Linked DNA regions of Homo sapiens: region 1 is linked to region 2. A link is a loop called in an ENCODE intact Hi-C map of the cell type or tissue named here. Cell type or tissue: heart left ventricle. All regions are shown on one strand. Each heading gives the region's core, and the rest is flanking DNA. Links, peaks and the distances in the headings are about the cores only.

Region 1 (15,257 bases), core at 3,615-11,614, 57 kb before region 2:
GCAAACGTGTCAGTGGTGCAGGGGTTGAGAAACTGCTCTAGAGTCATGTGTTTGCTTTGCTCACAGCAATAAAATGTCACTGGGTAAAATAGGGTTTTGCTCTGAACCCTGTTTGGATGGAATTTTCTCATTTGTTCAGCACATGTTTGCCATCATATTGAGTGCTAAACTCTGCAGAGAGAGGGAGGAGGAGGATGGAGTCCCAGCTTGCAAGAGGGGGAGACAGACTCAAACTTGCCCTTGCAAGATTGTGTGCTTAGTACCATAGCAGGAGTTTTCACTGGATGTGGTGTGAGGAGGGAAGGTTTTTGTCCATTTGGATGTGGGGGAGGTGGTGAGGAATGGGGAGGGCTCATTGTGGAGGAGCTGCTTGGGTGGAGTTTAGAGAGATTTGCTAGATGGTTAGCAGGGATGGCTGCCCTGATCCTGTGGGATTAATGGGTGTCATGTAATATAAACAAGCAGATTTGTGGGTCATAGATCTGGGCAGAGCTCAGCTGGGCAATTCTTCTACTCTTTGTAGCCTGGACTGAGGTCATTTGGTGTCACCTCGCCTGGAAGGTTCCAGAATCTTCACTCACACATCTGATACCTTAGTGGTGATGGCTGGAAGACTGAGCTTAGCTGGGATTATTTTTTGTTTGTTTGTTTTTCAGACGGAATCTCTGTCACCCAGGCTGGAGTGCAATGGTGCAGCCTCGGCTCACTGCAACCTTTGCCTCCTGGGTTCAAGCTATTCTCCCACCTCAGCCCCCCGAGTAGCTGGGATTACAGGTGGGTACCATCACATGCAGCTAATTTTTGTATTTTTAGTAGAGATGGGCTTTCACCATGTTGGCCAGGCTGGTCTTGAGCTCCTGACCTCTCGTGATCTGCCCACCCTGGCCTCCCAAAGTGCTGGGATTACAGGCATGAACCACTGCACCCAGCCTTAGCTGGGACTGTTGACCAAACATCTACCATGTGGTGGTCTCAGGCAGAAGAGTCCCAGGCAGAAGCTACAGGCTTCTTACGACAGCCTCATAAATCCGAGGACATCACTTGCACCAACTCAGATCAGCAAGCCCAGCTCAGCTTCAAGGAAAGGAAATTTCTCTCTTAGAGAAGGAATGGCATGCATATCGATGGTAGGCAGGAACTGATGGTGGCCACCAGCAGCCAAGCTCCCACATGAGCATGTCGACTCTGAATCCCAATTTATGATGCAAATCCCTGCTCTGCCACTGTATTAGTCCATTCTTATGGTGCTAATAAAGACATACTCCAGCCTGGGCACAGTGGCTCACACCTGTAATCCCAGGACTTTGGGAGGCCAAGGCAAATGGACCACCTGGGGTCAGGAGTTCGAGACCAGCCTAGCCAACATGGCGAAGCCCCATCTCTACTAAAAATATTAAAATTGGCTGGGTGTAGTGGCACATGCCTGTAGTCCCAGCTACTTGGGAGGCTGAGGCACAGAATTGCTTGAATGTGCAAGGCGGAGGCTGCAGTGAGCCGAGATCACTCCACTGCACTCCAGCCTGGGTGACAGAGCAAGGCTCTGTCTCAAAAAAAAAAAAAAAAAAAAAAAAAAAAAAAGACAAAACAAAACAAAAACAAGCAAACAAAACCCAAGACTGAGTAATTTATAAAGGAAAGAGGTTTAATTGACTCACACACAATATGGCTGGGGAGGCCTCAGGAAACTTACAATCATGGTGGAAGGAGAAGCCTTCTTCACATGGTGGCAGCAAGGAGAAGGAGAGCTGAGTGAAGGGGGAAGCCTCTTGTAAAACTATCAGCCCTCATGAGAATTTACTCACTATCACGAGAACAGCATGGAGGTAACCGGCCCTATGATTCAATTACCTCCCACTGGGTCCCTCCTATGACACATGAGGATTATGGGAACGACAATTTAAGATGAGATTTGGGTGGGGAGAGAGCCAGACCATATCAGCCACTTACTAGAAGTGTGACTGGAAGCTAATTCTTTTGTTATATTTCTGTGCCTCAGTTTCCATATCTGTCAAGTGAGATAATAGTAGTTTCTATCTTATTGGGTGAGAATTAAATGGATTTTATTTTATGTTCTTTTTAAGATGTGGGAAATATTGCATAATCGAAACTTAATACAATAAGACCAGAAAGAAAAAAGGCCCCCTGGTGAGGACCCCCAAGGCCTGGCCTCTGGCAGAGAAGACTGAGTCTGAAGCACAACACCTCACTTCCTGGCCTCCAGGTTCCCTATTGCTTTCCAGGGGTGTTGGATAAGATGGTGCTGGGATTCCTTCCATCCCCAGCCTTCTGCATAGAGTTAAGGAGCTGGTTGTCTGTGAATGTCGGGAGGGAGCTTGTGGTACTGTTGGGCATGTTGGTTTTCTTTCCTTTCTGAGGGACCTAGTTGAGCAGTCTTCAGGTGGGAAGGGGTCTGCTCTGGGGCCTTTCTGAGTTGAGCCTTAGGTGTCCTCTTGCATCTTGTGCATTTGAAAGGCTTGGATTTTGTCTCAGGAGCCGATGTGGTGCCACCTGTTTGTGGGTCTGGAATTTTAGGGTCGGCTGTGGTGATGGGCCCTTTTGAGGGCCTGGATGCGTCCATCTCAACTGTGTAGGCTTTTTATCCTGACATTTTCACTTTTGCTTAGGCATATCTTCTCTGTCTGCTTATTTGTGGCAAGTGGTGGCTGCCCATGAGTGACGGATTCTCAAACATATGAGCTGTCTGTTTCCTTGGTATTAGGTTCTTGGGGTTCCCACTTAATAATGATAATAGTGATACCGTTGATGAGAGCCTCTTCTAATGAATGCTCACTGTGTCCTAGTCTCTGTGAAGGCACATCAAAGATAACTCCTTAATCCCCGCAGTGGTCCAGTGAAGGGGGAGCTATCCCTGCTTTATTCATAAAGAGATTGAGTCTTGGGGAGATGAGATGACATGCCCAAGTTAAGGAAAGGGCAGAGCTACAATTTGAACTTGTTCTTCCCAGTTTCAGTCTCAAGTCTTCTTCCTGCTCTGTGTTGTTTTCTTCTCCTAAATGATCTCAAAGACGTATCAGATCTGTGTGTCATAAACACCCTGCCTGAGACCAAAGAATGGCAGCTTCATTTAGAGTTTCTTTGTGACAGCAGGACAGAAACACATGAATTCCTTACGTGTGCAGAGGACTTGCTCTGCCAGGTGCTGGAGGTACCAAGAGAAAGGAGACTCAGTGCTCATCCTAGAGGCGCCGGATTTGTGGGGAGATGCTAGGAAAAGACCACAAACACAGCCTGGAAAAGGGCTGTTGGGGACAAGGGTGCCGAAGTGAGAGTTTACTGTATTTTGGCTCATCCTGAAATCCACTCTTGGACTTCTTTTCATGGAAAAAATGAATATTTTTGAAAGTTATTATTTTATCAAAATGTTTTTGAAATAAATGTGAAATTACTATTAATAATAATAATAAATGAATTATTTTCTCGCTGGCATCTCCTAAGAAGAAATCCATTGTCTGAGGGTGGTCCCCAAGCCCCTGCAATGAAGCGTCTCATCAGAAATAAGACGCAACCAATGCCTGAAGTGTCCATAAATGTATTTGCCTTTCAGTTACTGGTATGCGGTGATGGTATAAAGAAGGGCTGTCAAATCCTGGTCCTGCACTTGGTAGGGGTGTGACCTTGGGTCTCTCATGTCACCTCTTTGGGCCTCCATTTCCTTATCTATAAAATGAGAATAGTTGAAGAACACACCCCATAAGACTCTTGTGATAAGTAAATGACGTGATATATGTAAAATCCTTCAATAGTATCTGGCACAGAGGATGTGCTTAAGTATTTTTTGCTCTTGCTGTCGTTGATGTCATCATTATCATCATCCAGCATAAAGGCAAGATGGCATTGTAGAAAGGATGGGATAAATACTACATTTTCCATTTATATGAGGATTTTCCTTCCTGCACCCGATGGATTGTCCTGCTCCCCCTGGAGTATGTGTCCTCCACTTTGGAGCATGCCAGTGTGAAAAGTAGAGTTGACATTTTTATTCTTGATGGTGCTATAGCCCTTCTCTTATGCTGAATAGCTGAGGAATTGCTTGTCTTGTTTTCAAGAGTTGTCTTCTATCCTGGATGACAACCTTAGAATGTTCTTAGAATTTGTTCCTTTGTTGATTTAGCAAATACTCAAAGAGGACCTGATGTGTGTTGGGCAATGTGCTTGTCACTGGGGATAAAGTAGTGAACAGGACCCTGAAGATCTCTAGAGGATCTTACAATCTTGTAGGAAAAGCAGAAAAAGTCAGACTAACACATTCAATCATGTTGGATCGTGATAGACGCTAGGAAGGAAAGGAACAGGGTACTGTAATAAGGAGTCATTAGTCAGGAGCACTAGCCTAGCTGGGGAAGGCCTCAGGGTGGCCTCTCTGTAGAGGTGATGTTTGAGCTGAGACTTGAAGGGTGAGAAGGAGGGAGCCATGGGAAGCTCTGTGGGGAGAGCATTCTGGCATAGGGCATAGCAACAAAGCTTTCCTATTAGTGAAGGTAGCCTAATTGCAGTAACAAGTTATTTCTTCCTGTAAGTTTATCTCTCACTCACTCAAATCATGATCCAGTGGGATTGGGGGTGGGACTCTGCTGTCTGATCACAATGGGACTCTGTGCTATCATCTCCAAAGGTGTTGGAGGCTACCGCAGGATCCTTTGTGTGACCACTGCATGGAGGAAGAGGAAGAGCAGAGGATGGCTCAGGAGGTTGGAGGTTTCTATGGGCCATACCTGAAGTGGATGTACCTGTTTCCTCCCACCTGCTTTTTTTTTTTCTCCCCAAGAGATGGGGTCTTGCTTATTGCCCAGGCTGGAGTACAGTGGTGTGATCACAGCTCACTGCAGCCTTGAACTCCTCGGATCAAGTGATCCTCCTGCTTTGGCCTCCCAAAGAGCTGGGATCACAGGCATGGGCCACTGTGCCCGGCCCCCTCCCACCTTCTATTGAACAGAATTTGGCATGTGACCAAGTGCAAGGGATGCTGGGAAACATGCCCTAGCCGCATGCTAGAAGAACAGGGCCTAAGTTGGGGGGCATCCTTCCAGGCTTTTCTGTAACCCCTAATTTTGGAGGGTACAGAGGCAGCTCTAGGTGCCCCAGTGAAGGCTGATAAGCAGGTTGATGGTAAGGGTTTGGGAGTCTTGTAGGAATCCAGGAGAATGAACAGTCTCATCGCTGGGCTGCATGGAAAGGGAAGTGGTGAGCCACTGGCACTGAGGACTTTCCTGTCTGTAACTAGAGCTGCTGATGGTGATGTCTCTTAGACAGCCTCATCTGCCCTCTTGGGTTTCTCTCACAGATGTGGCCCTCCCCTCCCCAGCACAGACTGTCTCCAAACCTTGGCTTTTTCTGTTGCTGCCACATCAGTGACAGCTTTGGTTTTGCAACCTCCCAAGGATGGACCCCTGAGAGAGAGGCCTCCTATGGGCCATGCCTTTTAAAGCCAGCACACATGAGCAGGCTGCTTTGGAGATCAGTATCCTTTGGCACGGCCAGCCTTTCCTGGGCATAGGGGTGGATTGGAGGTGGTCTCCTGTAAGAGGACATCGTCTGGCTCCCGGGCTGTGGGCAGTGGTGGGTGCCTGTTACGGATTGAATTGTCCTTACCAATTTCATATGTCAAGGTCCTAATCCCCATACTCAGAATGTGATCTTATTTGGAAAGAGGGTCTTTGCAGATGTAATTAGTTGAGATGAAATCATAATGGAATAGAGTGGGCCCTAATCCAATATGACTGGTTTCCTTATGAGAAGAGGAGAGAGAGACACAGGGAGAGAAGGCCATGTGAAGACAGATACAGAAATCTGAGTCATGCATCTGCAAGCTAAGGAACACCAGGGGTGCTCCCTCAGGAGGAACCAGCCTCGCCAACACTTTGATTTTGGACTTCTGGTCTCCAGAACTGTGAGACAAACTTCTGTTGTTTCGGCCATCCAATTTTTGGTATTTCATGAGTGGCAGGCCTAACACACAAATACACTCTCATGTAACAGGGGCCTGAGGGCAACGGGGTGAGTACAGGGATTGACCTACCCATTCAGCCACTGATACTATGGATGGGTTGTGGTTTGTCATAACGGAATTTAAGAGGCGTTGCTTTCTTCCACGTGTCATGTTATTTTCTAGCTGCGTTGGTTCTGGCCTGGGCCCTGAGGGTGTAAGAGGGAATACAGTGTAGTGGGTAAACGAGGGAGGCAGCATTTGTCCCTCAAAATAGCACCAAGTTCTGGGAATGCAGGTATATTTGGAGTTCCTGACAAGTCAGTGCAGGTCCAACGTCTTAGGGATTGTGCTGAGTTGGGGGAGGGATCTAGTTAAAGATGTCCCTTGGTGAATCATTTTTGAAAAAAAAAAAATTATCTCCACTACCTGTCCCCTAGTCTGTCTTAGATATAAATGCGGGTTTTTGTATATCAGGCTCGCAAAATTATGTGTCTTGATTTGTCTTGGGAGAGATTTAGGTGCTGTGCAGTTTGGGGTTGAAATCAGAAATCCTGGGGTTGACTTTTCCTGCTTTCATGCAAGGCCCGATCTTGGGGCCAGGCCTTCGGTAGTCCTGACCCACAGACTAAGAGTGCTGGGAGGCCAGGGACCCTGTCTGTTCTGTTCATAAGGGGGACTTCCCAGCACCTGGCCCATATCTGGCCTGTGGCTGGTGCTCCTCAGATACCTGGTTAACAGATGAATCAGGAAAAGGCCCTGGCTGCCCCTTTCAGCCTCGGACTTCCGGTTTCTTCCTAACCATGGCAGCAGTATCTGGGGTTGAGATAGGGCACCTCTGTGACAACTTCCTCTTTAACCATACACCGTGGTTCCACTCGTGGTCCTGGCACTTAGTGACTGTGTGACCTTAGGCAATCTACTTGGCCTCTTTGAGTCTCAGTTTTCTTTTTTCTTGTCTTTTTTTTTTTTGAGATGGAGTCTCACTCTGTCCCCAGGCTGAAGTGCAGCGGCACAATTTCAGTTCACTGCAACCTCTGCCTCCCGGGTTCAAGCAATTATTCTGCCTCAGCCTCCTGAGTAGCTGGGATTACAGGTACCCTCCACCTCACCTGGCTAATTTTTGTATTTTTAGTAGAGATGGGGTTCCACCATGTTGACCAGGCTGGCCTTGAACTTCTGACCTCAAGTGATCTGCCTGCATTGGCCTCCCAAAGTGTTGGGATTACAGGTGTGAGTCACCGCGCCTGGCCTGAGTCTCAGTTTTCTTATCTATAAGATGGGGTAATAGTGGAGCTTACCCCATCAGATCACTGGGAGGATTCAGTTTGTAAGTGATTGTCACAAGTCCAGTATGTACTTAACACAGGGTGCCTCCCAGCCATGCTGCCATATGTCTCCTCAGGCAGCAGGTGCCTGCATTTGTGTTTGCGTGGGGGACATGGGACAGGCTGAGACATAGCTCGCATGTGTAGGGGGTGTCCTCCTCCTGCTCTTCTGTAGCACACAGCTAGGGGTCCTCTGGGGTTAAGTGCTCTTGGACCTGAGCCTGGATATAAAAGCAGCCCAGTGCTTCTGGGAGGCTGGGGAGGCCTGGGCTTGGAGAAGGAGCGTCGACAGGGTGAAGGTGAAGTTCTGGAAATAGAAACAGTGATGATACCACATCACAGCCTGGGGGCCACTCCACTGTCACAGGGCTGTTGGGAAGAAGCTGTAAGGTGCTGCTTTCATCTATACAAGTTGTGCTGGAGGCCAGGGGTAGGCGTGAGTTTTGGGAGGTGAAGTATCTGTGTGTGTGAAGGATTCTGTTTTGAGAAAGAAGGAAATGGGAACTTACTAATTTGTAGAATGGAAACTAGCAAAATTAGGCAAGGCATGGTGAGAGCATGTGCAGCAGGAAGAGGAGACCCCGCAGAGCTCAGAAGAGGTGGAGGAGGGGCTGGCCTCCCCGGCCTCAGGACTTCAGGGATCCCACTGCGTCTTCTCTGCTCCTGCTTCGGCTGGATTTCACCGGCCAGGTGTCTCTCTCCCCAGCACTACCAGCCACTCCAGGATGTCCCTGGCCTGCCACCAGCCTCCACCAGTGGGAAAAGCCCCTACACCAGGTAGTAGCATGACTGAAGGAGGGCCCGTGTCCCTGGGGAGGCAAGAAGGGCCCAAGCCCAGCGTGGCGCAGAGTGAACGTTACGCCAGTTTCCTGTTTAGACAGCTCTGAGCTGCTTCCCTCTGGCCTTGCATATTTCTCCTAATTAAAACAACTGCTTTTTCCCCCTCATTATAGAAGTACTATGTGTTCATTGGTAGACACATTTTAACCTACTTCTGGGTGAGAAAAACAACCCCTTAGCCCCCGCCACCCCCCTACCCAGAGAGATGGTGTTAACACCTGGTGTACCACCTTCCAAATCTTTTTGTCCAACAAAACTTTATTCACAAGACATTTTCACAACATGCGACCCTTTTGTAATGTACTTTAGTAATCTGCCTTTTTCATTTTGTACTACTTTGTGACCATGTTAGTATTATTAACTAATTTATTTTAGTTAATGAATTAATTAATTTTTTGAGGCAGGGTCTTGCTCTGTCACCCAGGTTGGTGTGCAGTGGTGTGACCATAGGTCACTGTAGCCTTGAACTCCTGGCCTCAAGAGATCCTCCCATCTTGGCCTCCCAAAGTGCTGGGATTACAGGTGCAAGCCACTGAGCCTGGCCTGTTATTAATTTTTTTTTTTTTTTTTTGAGACAGAGTCTCGCTCTATTGCCCAGGTGCAATGGCACCATCTTGGCTCACTGCAAGCTCCGCCTCCCAGGTTCACACCATTCTCCTGCCTCAACCTCCCGAGTAGCTGGGACTACAGGCGCCCGCCACCACACTTGGCTAATTTTTTTGTATTTTTAGTGGAGATGGGGTTTCACCGTGTTAGCCAGGATGGTCTCGATCTCCTGACCTCGTGATCCTCCCACCTTGGCCTCCTAAAGTGCTGGGATTACAGGTGTGAACCACTGAGCCCAGCCTGTTATTAACTATTTTAAATGTCGATGTTGGTTTAAAAAATAATATGACAGACCCCACATACTCAAGAGCAAGGGATCCAGGGTCTGACTGCCTGGGTTCAGATCTTGGCTATGCCACTTATCCCATTTGTGGCCATGGACAAGTTACTTAACTTTTCATTGCACTCATCTGTAAAATAGGATAATAATGGTACCTATTACACTGGACTCTCATGAGGATTAGGGGAGTTAATTATGTATCATACTTTGGGTATCATAGTACCTGGCAAATATCCCAAGCACTCTATAAGAGCTACTATTGCTATTATTATTGTTTAAATTTACTTTTATTGTAAGTTCTGGGATACATGTGCAGAATGTGTGGGATACATAGGTAAGCGTTTGCCATCGTGGCTTGCTGCACCTATCAGCTCATCACCTAGATATTAAGCCCTGCATGTATTAGCTATTTATTCTGATGCTCTCCTCCATCCTTACCCTGCTCCCCAACAGGCCCTGGTGTGTGTTGTTCTCCTCCCTGTGTCCATGTGTTCTCATTGATCAGCTCCCACTTATGATTGAGAACATGCAGTGTTTGGTTTTCTGTTCCCGTGTTAGTTTGCTGAGGATGATGGCTTCCAGCTTCATCTATGTCCCTGCGAAGGACACGATCTCGTTCCGTTTTATGGCTGCATAGTATTCCATGGTGTATATGTACCATATTTTCTTTATCCAGTCTATTGTTGATGGGCATTTGGGTTGATTCCCTATCTTCGCTATTGTGATACTATTGCTATTATTATTATTATTATTATTATTGTTATTTCCAACCCTCTATGATAGGCAGAATAAACGCTCTCTGCTCCCAAGATGCCCTTGTCTTAATCCCTGGAGCCTGTGAATATATTACTCTATACGGCAAAATGCTCCTTGCAGATTGAACAGATCTTGAGATGGGGAGATGATCCTGGATTATCTGGGTGGATATGATGAAATCACAAAGGTCCTTGCAGGAGGGAGGCAGGAGGGTCAGAGTCAGAGTGAGACTGGAAGATGGCACCAGCTGGCTCTGAAGATGGAGGAAGGGGCCATGAATCAAGGAATGCAGGTGGCTTGTGCAAGCTGGAAAAGGCAAAGGAACTCATTCTCCCCTAGAGGGTCTGGAGAAAGCTTGTCCCAGTGATGCCTTGATTTTAGCCCCATGAGACTCATGACTTTTGCTCGTCTCCAGAGCTGCAAGATAATCAATTTGAGTAAAGCTATTATGCATGTGGGAATTCAGTAGCGTAGCGATTGAGAATAAATAACCCCCAACCCCGCAACCAACTTAGATGAGTTGTGATGTTTGCTTTGGATCTTTTTTGTTTTTAAGAAATAAAATATAGTTAAGTTCTCATAAGTACCCTTCCCTCCCTAGAGAAATCAGTATCATGATTTAATAATTATAATTCCCATTTCAAAAATTTTCATCCATGATTAACATATAATATGTTTTGCAGGTCTTTACATAAAAGACACTGCGTGGTGTGTATCCCTCAAGCAACTTGCATGTTTTTGCTTGACCTTGTGAAGATTTTCCATGTTGATGTAGCTTTATTTTAACATCCATGAGCAATTTCACTCAACAGTACAGCACGATAGATTGATCTGTCCTGTCAATGCTGGACATTTAGGTTGTTTCCAATCATGATACTCCCGATTCCAGCAAACACGTCTTCGCTATTGTTTGAAATTACTATAGGATTCTACCTTATTTTTTAAAAACCTATCTCCCATTTTTTCGATATTAGATAGTTGTTTTTTATTTTCTTTAATTTTTTTTTTCTTGAGGTGGTGTCTTGCTTTGTCACCCAGGCTGGAGTGCAGTGGCACAATCTCAGCTCACTGCAACCTCCGCCTCCAGGGTTCAAGCGATTCTCTTGCTTCAGCTTCCCCAGTAGCTGGGATTACAGTTGTACACCACCACGCCTGGTTAATTTTTGTACTTTTAGTAGAGACGGGGTTTCACTATGTTGGTCAGGCTGGTCTCGAACTCCTGACCACAAGTGATCCACCCACCTCAGCCTCCCAAAGTGTTGGGATTACAGGCATCAGCCATCACACCTGGCCAACATTTCATTTTGAAATGGCTTCCAAAAAATCTGTGGCTGTGCAGAGGTGCCCACCAACATTCTGTCTGGAATGAAAAAACTAGAAGTTAGCTCCTTCAGGTGAGTACAGTCTTTTTTTTTTTTTTTTTTTTTTTTTTTTTTTTTTTTTTGAGACGGATCTCGCTCTTTCGCCCAGGCCAGAGTGCAGTGGCGCTATCTTGGCTCACTGCAAGCTCCGCCTCCCGGGTTCACACCATTCTCTTGCCTCAGCCTCCACAGTAGTTGGGATTACAGGCGCCCGCCACCGCGCCCAGCTAATTTTTTGTATTTTTAGTAGAGATGGGGTTTCACCGTGTTAGCCAGGATGGTCTCGATCTCCTGACCTCGTGATCCACCCGCCTCGGCCTCCCAAAGTGCTGGGATTACAGGCGTGAGCCACCGCGCCCGGCCTCAGGTGGGTACAGTCTTATTCATGTCTGTACTTCCAGCTTTTGCTACCAAGTGTTCCCAGTAGATGCTTAGTAGATATGTGATATTGAATGTGTAACTGCTACCTTGACCTACCACCTTCTCTTGATGAGGAACCTATAGATTTGTTTTCTTTCTTTTTTTGTTTTTGTTTTGAGACTGAGTGGAGTTTCACTCTTGTCGCCGGGCTGGAGTGCAGTGGCGCAATCTCAGCTCACTACAACCTCTGCCTCCCAGGTTCAAGCAATTCTCATGCCTCAGCCTCCCAAGTAGCTGGGATTACAGGCATGCGCCACCACGCCCAGCTGATTTTGTATTTTTAGTAGGGACGGCATTTCATCATTTTGATCAGGCTGGTCTCGAACTCCTGACCTCAGGTGATCCACCCACCTCAGCCTCCCAAAGTGCAAAAGAAATTAATACTTTTATTGAGATAAAAACATTGTATACCCTATAATGTACCCCTTAATGTATACTGTTAAGTGGTTTTTAGTATATTCAGAGTTGTACCAACATTATCATAATCAGTTTTAGAATGTTTCATAATTTCCCCCAAATCCTATACATTAGCAGTCACCTCTACTTTACTTTCCCCCATCCCTGGCAATGACAAATCTACTTTTTGCCTTTACAGAGTTTCCTATTCTGGACATTTCTCACAATACATGGCTTTTTGCATTTCACTTTTTTTTTTTTTTTTTTTTTGTGAGACGGAATCTCACTCTGTCGCCCAGGCTGGAGTGCAGTGGCATGATCTCGGCTCACTGCAAGCTCTGCCTCATGGGTTCATGCCATTCTCCTGCCTCAGCCTCCTGAGTAGCTGGGACTACAGGTGCCCACCACCACGCCTGTCTAATTTTTTTTGTATTTTTAGTAGAGATGGGGTTTTGCTGTGTTAGCCAGGATGCATCTCACTTCTTTAGCCTAACATAAGGTTCGTTCATATTGTAGCATATTATCAACACTTCATTCCTTTTTAAGACTAATATTCCATTGCATGGATAGACCATATTTTGTTTATCCATTCATCACTTGATGGACATTTAGGTAGTTCTCTCTTTTTGGTTACTGTTTTCATTTTCTTTGTTCTTTCTTTCCTTTCTTTCTTTTCTTTCTTTCCTTTCTTTCCTTCCTTTCCTTTCCTTTCCTTTCCTTTCTTTTCTTTTCTCCTTTTCTTTTCTTTTCTTTTCCTTTCTTTTCTTCTTCCCTCCCTCCCTCCCTCCCTCCCTCCCTCCCTTCCTTCCTTCCTTCCTTTTCTTTCTTTCTTTACTCTCTACAGTCTCACTGTGTCGGTCAGGCCGGAGGGCAGTGGTGCGATTTTGGTTCACTGCATCCTCTACCTCCTGGATTCAAGTGATTCTCGTGCCTCAGCCTCCTGAGTGGCTGGGATTACAGGCGTGTACCACCACACCTGGCTAAGTTTTGTATTTTTAATACAGACAGGGTTTCACTATGTTGGCCAAGCTAGTCTTGAACTCCTGGCCTCAAGTGATCCACCTGCCTTGCCTCCCAGAGTGCTGGGATTACAGGTATGAGCCACCGTGCCTGGACTCTTTTTGGTTATTGTGAATAATACTGCGGTGGACATTCATGTACAAGTTTTTGTGTGAACACATGTTTCCATTTCTCTTGGCTCTTTGCCTAAGAGTGGAATTCTAGGTTATCTGTAACTGTTTAATCACTTAAGGAATTGCCAAGACTGTTTGCCAAAGCAGTTGCACCATTTACTTTCCCACCAGCAATGTATGAGGGCTCCAACTTCCCCATGTCCTCGCCAACACATGTTAGTATCTGTCTTTTTGGTTATCACCATCCTAGTGGAGGTGAAGTGTTATGTCATTGTGGTTCTGATTTGCATTTTCCTGATTGCTCATTGCTCTATCTTAAATAGTTGATGTAATAATTTCCTTCTAAACATTGGCTTTCTGTAGACAGTGTCCTATTTTCAACTTTTCTGGGCCCCAGCATTGTCTTCTGGCATGGGGTTGGTGCTGACTAGGGCGTAAATGAATGAGGCAACTCTGGATATGTTAGCTTGCAGCACATGGGCATGGACACTGATTGGCAAGGATGTGCTTCTTGGCTTGAGTCAAGAATCATACATTTTAACCATCACTTCTGCTTTTTTTGTGGCACAAAAGGACCATTTTTTGAAGTTAGTAACCTGTCTTAGTTCCCTCAGTAGATGTTTGTCCAAATGTTGCGGTGAAGCATAGCACAGACTTTTCATCATTTCAAGGTTTAACGCCTCAGCCCAGGGAGTGTATATTTGGTGACCGTTTTCCCAGAGCCCTGGAAATGCTTCTTCCTAACTGTCCACTTTGAGCTCCTCTGCCTCCTCTTTGGCAATCAGTTACCTCCTAAGAGGAACCTGGAGAAATGTCATTGGGAAGTGCTGCTGGCACCAGGATGAGAGAGTGTTCTTGAAAGCTTGGGAGCAGTATTGAGCATCTGCCATGTGTCAGTATTGTGCTGGGCACTACAAGCTCACATGTATCCATGTGATCATGTGTATGGGTATTTATTTGTAGTGTCTAGTCATTACAATCTGTCTGTGAGTTTTGCCTGGTTTACTCCTAAGTACAGTGAGCTTCAGTGATTTGCCCAAGGTTACCAAAGTTTTCAGAGGAACAACATCAGACACTTTTCCCCAATCACCATGTGCCAGAAAACCTTTAGGTTAAGAGGTTAACAAGACAAGCCACAGATAGGGGAAAATATTTATGAAACAAGAGCTGATAAAGGACCCATATCCAAAATAGGCAACTCTTAAAACTCAACAATAAAAGGCCAGGCTCGGTAGCTCATGCCTGTAATCCCAGCACTTTGGGAGGCCAAGGTGGATGGATCACAAGGTCAGGAGATCGAGACCATCCTGACTAACACGGTGAAACTCTGTCTCTACTAAAAATATAAAAAATTAGCCGGGTGTGGTGTCGGGTGCCTATAGTCCCAGCTACTCAGGAGGCTGAGGCAGGAGAATGGCGTTAACCCAGGAGGTGGAGCTTGCAGTGAGCAGAGATTGCACCACTGCACTTCAGCCTGGGTAACAGAGCGAGACTCCATCTCAGAAAAAAAAAAAAAAAAAACAAAACGCAAGAAAACAACAAAAAAAACCAAAAACAAAAGCTCAACAATAAGAAAACAACCCAATTAAAAAGTGGGCGAAAGATCTGAACAGATGCCTCACACCCCCTTCCCCCACCCCACTCACAATGCTTTGCCATCCATGTCTCCATCCTGCAGTAGCCAAAGCTGGCTGCTTCTGGACCACTGCTGTGCAATGGAAATACAGTGTGAGTCACCAATACCAGCCATGAGAGTAGTGTTTTGTTTTGTTTTTTTTTTTTTTTGTTTTTTTTTTTTTTTGCTGTTATTGTTGTTTTGTTTTTTAAATAGAGATGGGATTTTGTTCTGGGTGAAGTGAATCAAACTCCTGGGCTCAAGTGATCCTCCCAGCTCAGCCTCCTGAGTAGCTGGGATTACAGGTGTGAGCCACTGTACGCAGTCATGTGTGTAGTTTAAAGTTTTCTAGTTGCCACATTCATAAAGGTAAAAAGAGGTGAAACTAACTTTATTAATAAATTTTATTTAACTCAGTATATCCAAAGCATTATTATTTCAACATGTATGCAATATAATTATTAACGAGATATTTGATTCTGGTTTTTGGTCTGTGTCTTCAAAATCCAGTGTGTGTTTTATACCTATAACACATCTTGATTCAGACAGATTCAATTCTGAGTGTTCAAAAGCCACAT
Region 2 (14,173 bases), core at 6,174-14,173:
GCACCAGCACACTTGGCTAACTGCGTTTATTTTTTGTATTTTTTTTTAGAGATGGGGTATTGCTTTGTTGCCCAGGTTGGTCTTGAACTCTCTGGTTTCAAATGATCCTCCTACTTCAACCTCCCAAAGTGCTGGAATTATAGGCATGAGCCATTGTTCCCTGTCCCGTGTTATTTCTTATGCCTTATATGTGTCCAGCTTGATTCAGTTGCTAACAAGTACAGAGAAGCTTCTACATCTTTGTTTTTTTTCCCCTACATTTTTGTTTTGCCAGGTACTATTTTAATTGACAAACACACATGTACAGTCGCACACTCATTTAATCCCCACAAGAGCACTGTGTGGTAAGTATCACTATCACTCCTGTTGTTCACATGAAGAAGCAGAGGCACAGAGAATTGAAGTTACTGTCCAAAGCTATCTGCTATAAGCTGGGGAGCTGGGACTCCAGGTTCCAGAGTCTGTCCACCTCATCAGTAGCGACACTGCTCCTCATGACTTGGATAGCTCCTGGGAACATGAATTTGCAGCCCCTGCACTAGAATCTTGTTCCCAGCCTCGGGTCAGAAAGGTGGCTTGAATGCACTGCGTTGAGCGCAGTGGGCCTGACCGCTCTCTGTGCAGCTCTGCACCCCTGTGGGTAGTGGGATCATCATTCACCAAGATGCCCCTGCCTGATGTAAGATCAAGGGGTGGAGATGTCAACAAAAATGCCCACCGACCCCCTCAGACTTTGCTGAATACCAGATAGAAAACCCTGGAGAGAGCTGCATATTCTTATGTGGCTTCTTAGAGTCACTTGCTTGACTATGAGTCAAAGTTCAAATGCTGGCTCTTGCACTTGTGGCTGGTGACCCTGGCCAAGGTACTTCACTTCTCCACATCTCAGTTTCCTCATTTGTAAAATAGGGGCAGTCATGGTACCTGCCTCATAGTGTTCTTGTGAGGAACGATGAGTTAATACAGAGGATGCTGTTGTGCCCCACTCAGCTCCCATTACCAGGCTTGTGCTCCATTTCCCAGCTGCTAGGAGTGTTGGGTGTCGTGGCTCACAGGTGCCCCTTCTTCAGGGCACTGCTCTCACTAGAAGAAATCTGCATCACCTAGGAGGTTGTAGTGGCTGTAAGCCAAGCCAATGACTGACTGGCAGGGAGGACAAGAGGACTGGCCTCCCTTCCTTCAGGAGGACCTACTTTTCCGGTGTGATTCATGCTCCAGACATCCCCCCGCCACTCCCTATACAGTCAGGGTGAAGCCCATCCCTAAGTGGGACCACAGCCTTGTTTAGCTTTATTCTGCTCGCCATCCCACTCCTGCACTCTCCCAGTAAACACTTGAGCAAGAATTCCTGACTCAGGCTCAACTTCCAGGGAACCAACCTATGATAACATGCAAAACATTAGCACTCTGCCTAACACAGAGTAGGTGCTCTGTAAGAGTTTTGCTATATAGCATTTATTTTTATCCTCAAGGATGAGGCTACTGTATCTGTAAGACCCTTGAGGGCCAGGATCAAGTACATCCAGCAGAACATCGGGCTTATGGCTAATGCTTAAAAAGATCATGAGTAGATAGTCCATGTTCATGGATAGGAAGACTCAATATTTTCAAGATATCAGTTCTTCCTGGCTTCATCTATAGATTCAACACAATCCCAACCAAAATCTAATAGAGATACAAGAAAAGGTTTTTTTCAATTCACATTCAATACAGCACGAAACACTTCACCTCAGAGAAAGGAAAAATCAAGGTGTGTTTTTTTTCTCTTTCTCTTTCCTCTTCCCTCTGTACTCAACACTTTTGACACCAGATGTGTATGGTTTTCCCCCCACGCATCAAGCAAACAATTCTCCATTGGACACCAGTTTGGTGTCCTCTAGTTCAGTTCAATTCTGATACTATCTACTTGGAGCTAGAATCAGATTCCACAGGTTGAGAGCTCAGTCCCTCAAGACTCTGTCCCATTTCAGGTGCCAGTCACAAGCCCAAGTTGTGGCCTATGCTTTTGACTGACTGGCTATAAATTGGGGTTCCAATAACCCACTCCTTGGATTTGATTAATTTGCTAGAATGGCTGACACAACTAAGGGAAACATGTATACCAGTTTATTAAAATGATATTACAAAAGATAAAGATGATCAGCCTGATAGAAGAGATGCATAGGGCATAGGGTTCCCATGTTCTCTCTGGGCATGCCACCCGCCAGAAACTTCCATGTGTTTAGCAACCAAGAAGCTCTCTAAGCCCTGTCATCCTGGGTTTTTATGAGAGCCTAATTACAAAGGCATGATTGATTAAATCATTGGCCATTGGTGACCAACTCAGTCTTTAGCCCCTCTCTCCTTCCTGGACGTTGGGGGTAGGGCTGAAAGTTCCAACCCTCTAATCACATCGTTGGTTCCCCTGGCAGCCAACCTTCATCCTGAGGTATCTAGGAGCCCCCAGCCCTACAAAAAGATACTTATCACTGCAGATTCCAAGGGTGTTAGGGGTTGTGTGCCAGAAAATGGGGTTGGAGACCAAATATATGCAGTCAGTCCTCTGTATTTGTGGATTCTGCGTCTGCGGATTTAAGCTATGGTCGATTGAAAATATTTGAGAAAATTGCATCTTACTGAACATGGACAAACTTTTTTGTTGTCATTATTCCCTGAGCAATACAGTATAATTATTTACATAACATTTACATTGTATTAGGTATTAAAAGTAATCTAGGGATTTAAGGTATATGGAGGGATGTGCATAGGCTGTATGCAAATTCTCTGCCATTTTTTATCAGAGGCTTGAGCATCTATTTGGATTTTGGTATCTGTGGAAGATCCTGGAACCGATCCCCAACAGTCACTGAGGGATGACTGTATATCTTATTAAAAGTCACAATATTACAGAATCCCAGCAAGTTATTCTGTGGGTAGTGACAAAGTGATTCCAAAGGTTATATGGAAAGGTGGAAGACATAGACTAGCAAACACAGCATTGTAGAACGAAATCAGAGGACTGCAAGACTTACTCTAACGTTCCAGTAATCAGTACAGGTGATGTTGGCAGAAGAATAGAAAGATTAGTAGAACAGGATCAAGAGCGCAGAAATAGACCCACACAAATATCATCAACTGATCTTTGACAAAGGGGCAGAGGCCACTCAGTGGAGAAAGGATAATCATTTCAGAAGTATGATGAATAAGCTAATACTTGTCTTGGGAAGAAGCAAGAGAGGGGTGTTCAGGATGATAAAGTCCTGGTTGATGAAGGCAGATGCCTGCAGCTCTTTCCTGGGGCAGGGCTGGCTTCCAAAGGGTGCTTGTTTGGGCCCTTTGGAAGGGGGTGTGCGGATGTGCAGGGCTGCTTGTATCATTAGAATGGCTGTTAGAATTTCATTCTTTCTTTCTTACCATGCTCTGTCTCTCTGCCTTTGTACATGTGCGTTTGCATTTCTCTCCCTCCTTGTCTGGGTAACCTGTGCTTTTCTGTACCTGGTCTCTCTGTCCCTCTCTGTCTCCCTTGGTCTCCCTTGTCTCCTCCTCTGTCCTTCTTCCTCTCTGTCCCCTGCTCTGCTCAGTCATCAGTAATTTGATCCCTCTTGAGGTCCCCATTTCTCTCTGTCCCTTTCCTCTTTCCAAGAACTACTTATTGGGCCCCGCTGTGTGCCAGCTACTCTGATAGGGGTGGAGCTCAGTGGTGAAGAAGGGTGTACAATCCCTGCGTGTATGGAGCTTACAGTCTAGGAAAGGAGGGCTGTGGATCCACAGATTCCATCTAATACATATTTGCCTCTGTTGAGTGCTGTGGAAGAGAGGTGCTTGGTATAGATCATAGCAGGCATTGGGAGGTTTTCTGAGTTTGGTTTGATTGAGCTGAGACTGGAAGGGAGAGCTTGGCACTAACCAGACTAAGAACATTTTCAGTGGTGCCAACAACACCACTAATGTCCTATGGTAGGAATGAGTGTGACCTATAAGAGATGCTTGGAGGGGCCTGTGTGGGTGGTGCAAGGGCTGGGAGGCAGATGCTTAGGCCACGTGGGGTTGGAGGGGTCATCACAGGGCTGTGGTTCTTAGTCCTTACAGCAATGGGACGTCACGGGAAGGCTTGATCCCAAGGAGTGGCATGAGCCTGTTTGTATTTCGTAAGGTGACTGTGGGGATAACGTACTGCTTTAAGGAGACAAGTCAGGAAGCTGCCTCCATAGACAAGAGATAATGGTGGCTTGGATTGTGGTGTTGGCCATGGAAATGGATAGACGTTGACAGATTCCAGAGCAATTTCAGAAGTAGAATTGTTAAAATCTGGCTATTGCTGGAAGACAATGTTACCTTGTCTAAAAAAGTTTTTCTTTAGTTATGTATAATTTTTCTGTAAGGACAGATGCTCACCATAGGCCAGTTCAAAGATCCCCTCTTGGCTGGGCGTGGTAGCTTATGCGTGTAATCTCTGTACTTTGGAAGGCCGAGACAGGCGGATCACCTGAGGTCAGGAGTTCGAGACAAGCCTGACCTATATGGTGAAACCCTGTCTCTACTAGAAATACACATACACACACACAAATTTTCCAGGTCTGGTGGCGGATGCCTGTAATCCCAGCTACTCGGGAGGCTGAGGCAGGAGAATCACTTGAACCCAGGAGGCGGAGGTTGCACTGAGCCAAGATTGTGCCACTGCACTCCAGCCTGGGCAACAAGAGCAAAACTCTGTCTCAAAAAAAAAAAAAAAAAAAAAAAAAACCAAAAAAATTCCCTCTTGAAGACATTTTACTGGGAAAGAGAATTGTTAGACTAGACAGAAAGAGAAAAGAATGTTTGCTTAAAGTCACTAGACTTTCACTGGCAGTCAACTGGGTGGGTGAATAACTAACTTTGGAAAACAAACCTTAATACCTTTCAAGTTTTTAGATAATTGCTAAAGCAGTTATATCAGCCATGTTGATTTCCTCTAAAAATGAATTCCAGTGCCTAGTGTCTTTAAAAAGTCAAAGGCACAAGAGAAAACAAAAGTAAACAAGGAGACTCCGTAGGATTGAAGATGTAATGACATAATGAGATAAGATGTATGCATTTTATTTGTCTTCAAGTCTACTGTAAAAAGATTTGGAGAAAACTGGGGAAATTTAAATACAGATGAGGTGTTAGGTTATGTTATGTAATTATCATCAGTTTTGTTAGGTGTAAGGTTTTATGGTTCTATAAGAAAGTGTGCTCATTTTTTTGAGATAAATTAAGTATTTTGGGGTGCAACATCATGAAGTCTGTAAAAGTACTCAAGCTTCCCCCAGATAAATGAAACAAACAAACAAAAAAGTTTCAGTGCACGAAAAGGATCTTTCTGTTTGTTTGTTTTTGAGGAGTGAAGATAAAGAGAAGAGATAAGGAAGACTCAGATTTCTGGTTTGGGTGAAGAGTGGCGACATGTCCATCTTTTACTGACCGTGCGTTCTTGGGCTCTCAGTGTGATAGAAATTGACAAGAGGTCCAAAGAGTTTTCCCAGACAAGGCTTTATTGGAGCTTATGCCCAGGCATAAGAGAAGCAGCACAAGAGAAAGAGAATTCTCTTCCTGGCTCCCCGAAGACAGTCAGGAGAGGAATTTTAAAGGGGCTAAAGTAGGCAGGGAGTGATATTTAAGCATGTAGAAGCGGGGAACTTCTGGCACCTGCACAGTGTAACAGCATAGAGAGCTTCTTCCTGTGTTGCATATCTCATTAGCGTGTTAAATCCCCACCCCTAGGCATGATGTTTAGTATTATAATGCAGCCAAGGTGGAGGACTGGTCATTCTTCAGATCTCCTGCACATGCGGGCAATAGGGTTAACTCCCTTGAGTAAGATTTAAGATGGGGCCCGCTTATTTTTGTTTCCTCGAGGTCTGCAATCAGTGGGAATGGCCCTTTGAACAAGATTTATAGTGCAAGGTCTGGATGGGGTCCCCACTTGTTATGGGTCCCCCCAGCCAGCTTGTAGTAGAAGTCCTCAGTGGGGTGTGACGGGGGATGAGTCCTTTCTCTACTTTCTCTCACCTTCATCCCTAATACTCTACCCCACAAGGTTTAGAGATACCACCCCCCTAATAATAGGGCCACCCATAATTGAGAAGTGTCTTTAGTTACTTTTTATTTTGAAATAATTTTAGACTCTTGTGGACCTGGCAAAAATAGTACAGTTTCTGTGAACCATTCATTTAGCTGCTCCAGTGATAACATCTTTCATAACCATAGTTATCAAAACCTGGACATGGTCGCTGGTGCAGTGCTATTAATGAAACTGCAGATCTTAATTGGTTTTCACCATTTTTTACATACACTCCGTTTTCTTGTTATTTTGCATTTGTTTTGGTGTGTAGTTCTACGAAATCTTGTCACGTGTAGGTGGGTATGTCTACCACCGTACATGCACAGGATGTAGATGACGTGCTGTTTTTTTACTCTTTTCACATGGCCTTTTTGTTGTTGTTGTTGTTGTTGTTGAGGCGAAGTCTCACTCTGTCACCCAGGCTGGAGTGCAGTGGCGTGGTCTCGGCTCCCTGCAACCTCCGCCTCCCGAGTTCAGGCGATTCTTCTGCCTCATCCTCCCAAGTAGCTGGTACAACTGGCCTGTGCCACCAAGCCCAGCTACTTTTTGTATTCTTACTAGAGATGGGGTTTCACCTTGTTGGCCAGGCTGGTCTCGAATTCCTGACCTCAAGTGATCTGCCCGCCTTGGCCTCCCAAAGTGCTGGGATTACAGGCGTGGGCCACCAGTGCCCGGCTTGTTTTCACATGGCTTTTGCCCACTGAGCTGTTTCTAATTGAGCTAGACCCACGGTAAGAACTCAGAAAGCTTTGAGTGCATCCCATCCCCTCTCCTCTAACTTAATTGTCTGCTCTCCTCCTCTAGCTCCCATTGTTGCCTGTGAATGGCCACGAACCTCTCCTGTGTTTCACTATGACTCTAAGATGCCTTTGCTCACCTCTGGACTTCGTTCTGTCCTCTTCCTTAATTCCAGGCCACAGCCACCTCTTCTTGCTGCAAAGCTGAGATCTCCTTTCTCACTCTCATCTCCAGGAGTGCTGGAGTTCAAAGGTACACCAGGGTTTGATAACACTTTCTTCCATGGTAGACAAGGTGGTCCCTGCCACTCCCAGGCTCATGTTTTACCAGCTTGGGAGCAGCCGTGGAGGGGAGGTTTTACCAGTAGTCCTGGCCAAATAAGTCCCAGGAGGATGCTGATGGTGCAGCTGGGCCATGTGTCTGTCCCCGAACCAGTCACTGAGCCAGGGCACTTGGGTCATTCCCTGGCCCCTGCTGTCGCCTTCAGCTTGTGGTTGAAGGTGGTGGGGGTGAATCAGCTCTATCTAAAGCACATGGAATGGGTGCATCCCATGAAAAGATGATTGTTGTTGTAGTTTTTCAGAAGAAAGGGAAAGAAGGGACTGGTTGAGCTTGTTGAGCTTGTGTCTCTGTGCCAGTCCAGAGTTCACTGGTCATCTTGTAGGGGGAAGGAGGAGTCACCTTTGAGTCAGTCAGGTTGCTATCCTTGCCTGGTAGGTTTTGACCAGGAGTAGATGGAGTCACATGGCAGCAGAAGTTGCAGAACGGAAGGATTTCTTACTTGTTTCTGTTATCTATTGCTATACAACAAACTATCCCAGTGTTTAGTGGCTTAAGACAACAATCATTTTATTTATTGCACATATTTCTACAATCTGGGCATGGGTGGGGACTGGGAGAGCTTGTCTGTGTTCCACATGTTGTCAGCTGGGGCAGCTCACTGGGGCCAGAGGATCCACTTCTAAGATGGTCCAGTGCTCTGTGGCTGTTGGCTGGGGGCTCAGCTGGGCTGTTGGCTGAGGGCATTGATTCTTCTTCCATGGCCTCTCCATAGGGCTAACTTGGGCTTCTTACAGCATGGTGGTCTCCAGGTAGTCTGACTTCTTACACAGAGGCTGGCTTCCCCCAGAGCACAAAATGGAAGGTACCAGGCCTTCTTAAGTATTAGGCCCCAGGCTGGGCCCGCTGGCTCACGCCTGTAATCCTAGCACTTTGGGAGGCTGAGGTGGGCAGATCACTTGAGGTCAGGAATTCAAGACCAGCCTGGCCAACATGATGAAACCCCATCTCTACTAAAAATACAAAAACTAGCCGGGCATGGTGGCACATGCCTGTAATCCCAGCTACTCCTGAGGCTCAGGCAGGATAATTGTTTGAACCTGGGAGGCAGACGTTGCAGTGAGCTGAGATCATGCCACTGCACTCCAGACTGGGTGACAGAGTGAGATTCTGTCTCAAAAAAAAAAAACAAAACAACAAAAAAAAACCATTAGACCCTGAACTGGTACAGCATCATTTATGCCAGCGTGCCAGTGCTCCTAACCTTTTTGGTACCAGTGACCAGTTTCATAGAAGACAGTTTTTCCACAGATGGTGGGGGCAGTGGGGGGATTGCTTTAGGATAAAACTGTTCTACTTCAGATCATCAGGCATTAGATTCCAATAAGGACCACACAACCTGGATCCCTCGCATGCGTAGTTCACCGTAGGGTTTGCGCCCCTATGAGAATCTGATGCCGCTGCTGATCTGACAGTTGGTGGAGCTCAGATAATAGTGCTTACTTGCCGGTACCAGTCCATGGCCTGGGGGTTGGGGAATCCCTGATTTATACTACATTTTATTGGTTAAAACAGGTCACAGAGACAACCTGGATTGAAGGGCAGCTGGCTATATAAGGCATAAATACTGGAGGCTGTGGCCCATTAGTAACAGTCCATTACTCTGGACTGTTACCAGAGTCATAGTTTACCACTCTCTTCTCACAGGCCCTGTGATATCCAGAACCCCTGTTACCATCCCCAACGCTGGGGTTGGCCTCTTATTATTATTTTTAATTTGAATCAGTTAGTGCCTTCATTTCCTCTTCCCCCTTTAATTGAGCCACAGAGCATTTGTAGCTTTTGGGACTCAAGGGAAAAGGTCATCAAGGTCAAGGTCAACCGGACAGTTGACCTTTAGGCTGCCTAGAGTGATCTCTAGTGAGCATCAATTTGGTCTCTTGTTTTTTTTTGGTAGAATAGTCTGTGCTTATTTCCTGAAATCTCAGTTGCATTACAAAAATTAATTGTCCTAGTTTAAAATGTGTCTGTCTGAGAAACAGGGTGAGCGGAAACCCCAAACTCTTCAGACTCCAGGGGTTTGTGGGGTGGCAGCAAATGCCCGGGTAGGGTCTTAGCCCTTTGTCCATTTCCAGAAGGAGGGGACACTGAGTCCAGACGCAGAGATAGCTTTGCGGGATCCTGTTGGGGAAGGAAGGAGCCAGGCTGTGCCTGGGCTGCAGTTGTGTGGCTGCATCCTCAGGTGGAGGGAACTCCAGCTTCTAATTGGCTCATGTTAATTTCATTTTAGTGGATATCATGGAAATAAAAGAAATCCGCCCAGGGAAGAACTCCAAAGATTTCGAGCGAGCAAAAGCAGTTCGCCAGAAAGAAGACTGCTGCTTCACCATCCTATATGGCACTCAGTTCGTCCTCAGCACGCTCAGCTTGGCAGGTAGGTGCATGTTTCTGTGCCTTTCTCCTTCCCTGTGCCTTAGTGTCTTCCTGAAGAAGTTCGCTAATAGCAGAATGCTCACCCCTGCCTGCTCACTGATGTGTATTTGGGGTCATGGTTTTGAATCCCAGCCCTGCCCCTTTCTAGCTGTGTGTCTTTAGGTGAGTGACTTAACCTCTCTGAGCTGCAGTTTGCTCAGCTGTGAAATGGGGAGAATAATAATGCCTATTTCATGGGGGTATTGTGAGGAGTATGTTAAGTGTCTCTCTGGCTCATGCTGAGAGCTGAATAAGTGATGATTAGATAGTTTTAACACTGAAGGCCAGGCTCTGTTGGATGAAAAATGTACGCTGGGCTCATCCCTGTAATCCCAGCACTTTGGGAGCCTGAGGCGGGCAGATCACTTGAGGTCAGGAGTTTGAGACCAGCATGGCCAACATGGTGAAACCCTGTCTCTACTAAAAATACAAAAACTAGCTGGGTGTGGTGGTGCGCACCTGTAGTCACAGCTATTTGAAAGGCTGAGGCACAAGAATTGCTTGAACCAGTGAGCCAAGATTGCATCACTCCCCTACAGTCTGGGTGACAGAGCAAGACTCTGTCTCAAAAAAAAAAAAAAAAGAGAAGAAAAAGAAAAATGTAACCTGTTTTCTTCCAGCAGATGTGGCTCAGCAAATCTGATTGATCTGAAGGAACTGTCCTGAGATCTTCTGTTGCACACACACATGCACTTTCCTCACTTTACTCAGGGGCAGAAGCTTGTATCTACTTTCAAGTTCAGTCCTAGAATTTATTGACTTAGAAGTATATGTATATTAATTAAGAAAATAAATACGATTAAAATAGACCAAAGTGGGTGAGGCAGCTGTCAAAGTTGAGCAATATAGGGACATTTACTTTTCGGTCAAATAACTTATTAATTTCTCATTCATTCTTTTACTACATGTCTTTTGAGCCTATACTCTGTGTTAGGTTGTGTACATGCCAGTGAGCTAGGAAGATGAATGGGACCTGGTGCCGCCTTTAAGAAGCTCTCAGTCGACTTGGGGAGACAGATGTGTGTACTGGGATAAGACCTAGTGCAAGCATGATACAGTGTGCTGTGAATGTTTAATTCCAGGGAAGCTTGGCAGAGAAGGTGACTTTTACATTGGGTTTTGAGGCTTCAGTAGGAGTTTGGAGGAAAGAGAGGGAGGGTGCTCCAGGGAAAGGCTGTGGTGTGTGCCAGGGCTTGGAGGAGGGAAATAGCATGTCGGATGTAGGAAATGAGGAGCGAATGTCTGACTGATGATATGGAGGGGGAGTTGGTAGAGATGGGGTAGGAGGGCAAGGCCCGTGGCGGTGAAGCTTCACACCTCTGTCTCCTTAGCCCCACCTGCAGGCTGAGCCCTGACCCCCTGTTCTTAATTTGGTAAGGAGACCAGAAGAACCCGGGTCTTGGAAGCCAGGATGTGAACTTTGATATATATCCCACTCTTGGTCCCTCTTCCGGAACCCTAAATTCAAGGTCAGCACAGTGATGGTCAAGATTTTGATTCACATTCCATCTTCTCACTTACTGGCTCTGAGACAAACTCAGCCCTTCAGAGCCTCAGTTTCCTCCGCATCTGTGTGGGAAGATGAGAGCAGCAGTCTCTGCCATGGGTGTACGGACTGATAAAGTACCTGGTGCTTAAGGAGAGGCTTCATAGTTCCATGAGGTGTTTGCACTGTTAGCTTCATTTTACAGGTGAGATGAGGCACAGAGTAGGGTTAAGTAACCTCCTGAATGTTACACAGCCCTGAAGTGGTGCAGTGGGACTTGAGCTATGATCTTCCTTTTGCCAGATGCCAAGCTCTTAACCACTCCTCAATGCCGCTTATTAACAAGGGTAATAGCAACCATGGGTATTAGCAAGCCATACTCTCCTGGGTATTAGCAAGCTCTACTTGCTGTCCCTCTGTGCCATCTTGATTAGAAGCAGGGGAGATACTGACAGCTGCTTAGGGTTGTGGTGCAGATTATTCCAGATTCTGCATTTTATTAGTTAGCATAGGGTTAAAAGCTAACACTCTTTAATAAAACAAAAAGCTAAATCCCTAAGCCAGTGGTACTCATCCATGGGAAGCTGAATACTGCCCTCCCACGATGCCCATGTCCTAATCCCGGGAACTTGTGAATATATTATCCTCTATGGAAAAGGAGACTTGGCGGGTGTGGTTAAATTGAGGATCTTGAGATGGGAAATATCCTGGACTATCTGGGTGTCTAGTGGAATCACAAGGGTTCTTAGATACCCGGGAAGGTCATTCCCAGAGAAAGAGATGTGAGGATGGAAACAAAGGTCAGCAGATGAGAGGCCATGAGCTAAGGAATGTAGGCAGCCTCCAGAAGCTGGGAAAGGTGAGTAAACAGATTCTTCCCCAGAGCTTTCAGAAGGAATTCAGAGATCTCATGCAACCAGTCTATTTTAGACTTCTGGCCTCTCTAACAGTCTGAAAATAAATCTATATTACTTTAAGTCACTAAGTTTGTGGTCATTTGTTATAGCAGCAGAGGAGACTGATGACTGAACCTTTGATATACTTTGGCACCAGGCAGGTGTTTCCACCTGTTGATGTCTCCGTCATCCCTCTCTTCTGGTTTAATTACTTTAGGGTGGGACCTAAGTATTGGGGTTTTGAAAAGCCTTCAAGTGATTCTCCTGAGCAGCTGGGGTTGAGAAACTCTGCTCTGGAGTTGGACACCTGGGTTTGAATTCCTCAGCTTTTTCATCCCTGGAGTCAGTGTGCTGCCAGGGTAAGATAATGGATTCTTGTTTAAAATCCTGTATCTTCCACTGTCTCAGTGTGCTCTGGCTACTGTAATGAAATGCTGTAGACTGGGGGTTTAAACATCAGGCATTTATTTTCTCACAATTCTGGGGGCTGGGAATGCCAAGATCAAGATGCTGGATGGTTGAGTTCTGGTGAGGGCTCTCTTCCTGACTTGCAGACAGCTGCCTTCTTGCCATGTGCTCACATGGCTTTTCCTCAGGGTGTGCTTGGATAGAGAGGGAGCTCTAGTCTCTCTTTCTCTTCTCTAAAAAGGCATTAATCCCCTCATGGAGGCCCCACTCTCATTACTTCATCTAAACCTAAATACCTCACAAAGGCCCTACCTCAGGGGTTAGAGATTCAACATATGAATTCGGAAGGAATGCAAATATTCAGTCTGTAATGGCTGCTATGAGCTGTGTGGCCTTGGACACATGACTGAACCTGTCTTAGGTTCAGTGGTTTCTCCATGTGTTAAATGGGAATATAATAGTACTTCCCTTGTGGGATCAATATAGGAAAAACACTTAGAACAATGTCTAGTATATATATGTAGTTAGTGCTCAAATGATGTTAACAATGTCATAGTGATAGTTCCCACCACTCCCTCCATTCTTAGCTGATTCCATTTGGCACAGGAAATAACCCACTTGTCATCCCTGTGGTACAAAGCTCATCATGAATGTGTGGCCCCATCTCAGACAAAAAGCAGGTCCTAGGGCCATGACGGTGTGAAAGGGGATGCTTTCTTTGCCTTCTGCAAAACTAGAAACCAGCATAGGCTTCTCCCATCTTCGTGATCTGTATGGGGCAGGGCTTTGTAAGCAGACGTCTTCCCAGGAATTAACACAGCATTTCTGTTCCCTTTCTCCACTCCAGCTGACTCTAAAGAGGATGCAGTTAACTGGCTCTCTGGCTTGAAAATCTTACACCAGGAAGCGATGAATGCGTCCACGCCCACCATTATCGAGAGGTAGTTGGCTTTTGCCTGTTGATTTGCGTAGTTGCTGATTCCTTTATTCTGCTGCCTTTAGCCAACATGGGCTACAGGGGGGAAAAAAAAAAAAAGGGACATTGGTTTTTTGAGGCTCGTTGAGTGTCTTGTATGCAATGGGTGCCTAGTAGCGGTGTGGGCTCTACAGTTTTTCAAATAAGAGCATTTCCCTGTGCTAGTTTTCAGCGTTGGCCTATTGGAGTGAGTGGTGCATTGGACTCGAGATAGAAACATTCCTGGGGTATGTGCTGGGGGAAAACAGGGCTTCCTTCTTAAAGGATTTAATAAGAGATTCAGTGGACTGATCAAAGGACAGATACAGGGTCTGGAATTTTCCACCTATCACTCCCTCCTGGGTTGATGAAGACCTCAAGACTGTCTCTTCAGTGTCATGGGAGTCTAGATGGGCATTGGGGTGTGAGTTATTTTCCTTCCACTAAATCAAAGTCCTCTACTTTTTACTATTTTTCTTTCTAGCTTTTTGGGGATTAAATGACTATCATCAGAAGGAATTGACAATGTAAAGAAACCTGGCCTTTTTGAGTTGAAATCTTGGCTTAGATAGGCCTTTTCCACACTAGGAGGAAACTGCTTCCCAAGCTGCCCTTGTTAGAAAGTTGGAAGACTCCTCCTTTTGGTTCCAGTTCCTTTTGTGCACATTCCGTAGGACTCACTTAGACTTGTGCTATTTTCTAATTTTCTCTTTCTCTCTTTCTTTTGTCTCATATTTCTTTCCAGTTGGCTGAGAAAGCAGATATATTCTGTGGATCAAACCAGAAGAAACAGGTAAGAGTCATTCAGTTTTTTTCTGATCACTTTGGATTTCGATCCTCATTCTATCTTTAAACCTTCCAAGGGGGTGGGAGCATGA

Evidence for each region. A loop is a pair of places that touch in the nucleus more often than their neighbours do. Peaks named below come from ENCODE experiments on the same cell type or tissue, not always from the same donor. Only the 100,000 strongest peaks of a DNase experiment are listed, where the experiment ranks them.
Region 1: a loop joins it to region 2, with 3 times the contacts of the local background. A loop is called at or near these places in 8 of 110 quality-filtered maps.

What each region holds. Positions count from the first base shown.
Region 1 is chr16:81,790,934-81,806,190 of GRCh38, forward strand. The region is part of intron 2 of PLCG2 (phospholipase C gamma 2); the gene reads left to right. Among named protein-coding and RNA genes, the nearest start is that of PLCG2, 19 kb to the left of the region's middle. RefSeq lists enhancers at 6,712-6,761, 6,812-7,231, 7,502-8,111. In heart left ventricle, for the core only: no CTCF peak of the experiment used is centred there; a DNase peak (open chromatin) is centred at 8,088.
Region 2 is chr16:81,845,076-81,859,248 of GRCh38, forward strand. It overlaps PLCG2 (phospholipase C gamma 2), which reads left to right. Exons shown (of 33, transcript NM_002661.5): 3 at 9,369-9,512; 4 at 13,188-13,281; 5 at 14,041-14,088. Among named protein-coding and RNA genes, the nearest start is that of PLCG2, 73 kb to the left of the region's middle. In heart left ventricle, for the core only: no CTCF peak of the experiment used is centred there; no DNase peak of the experiment used is centred there.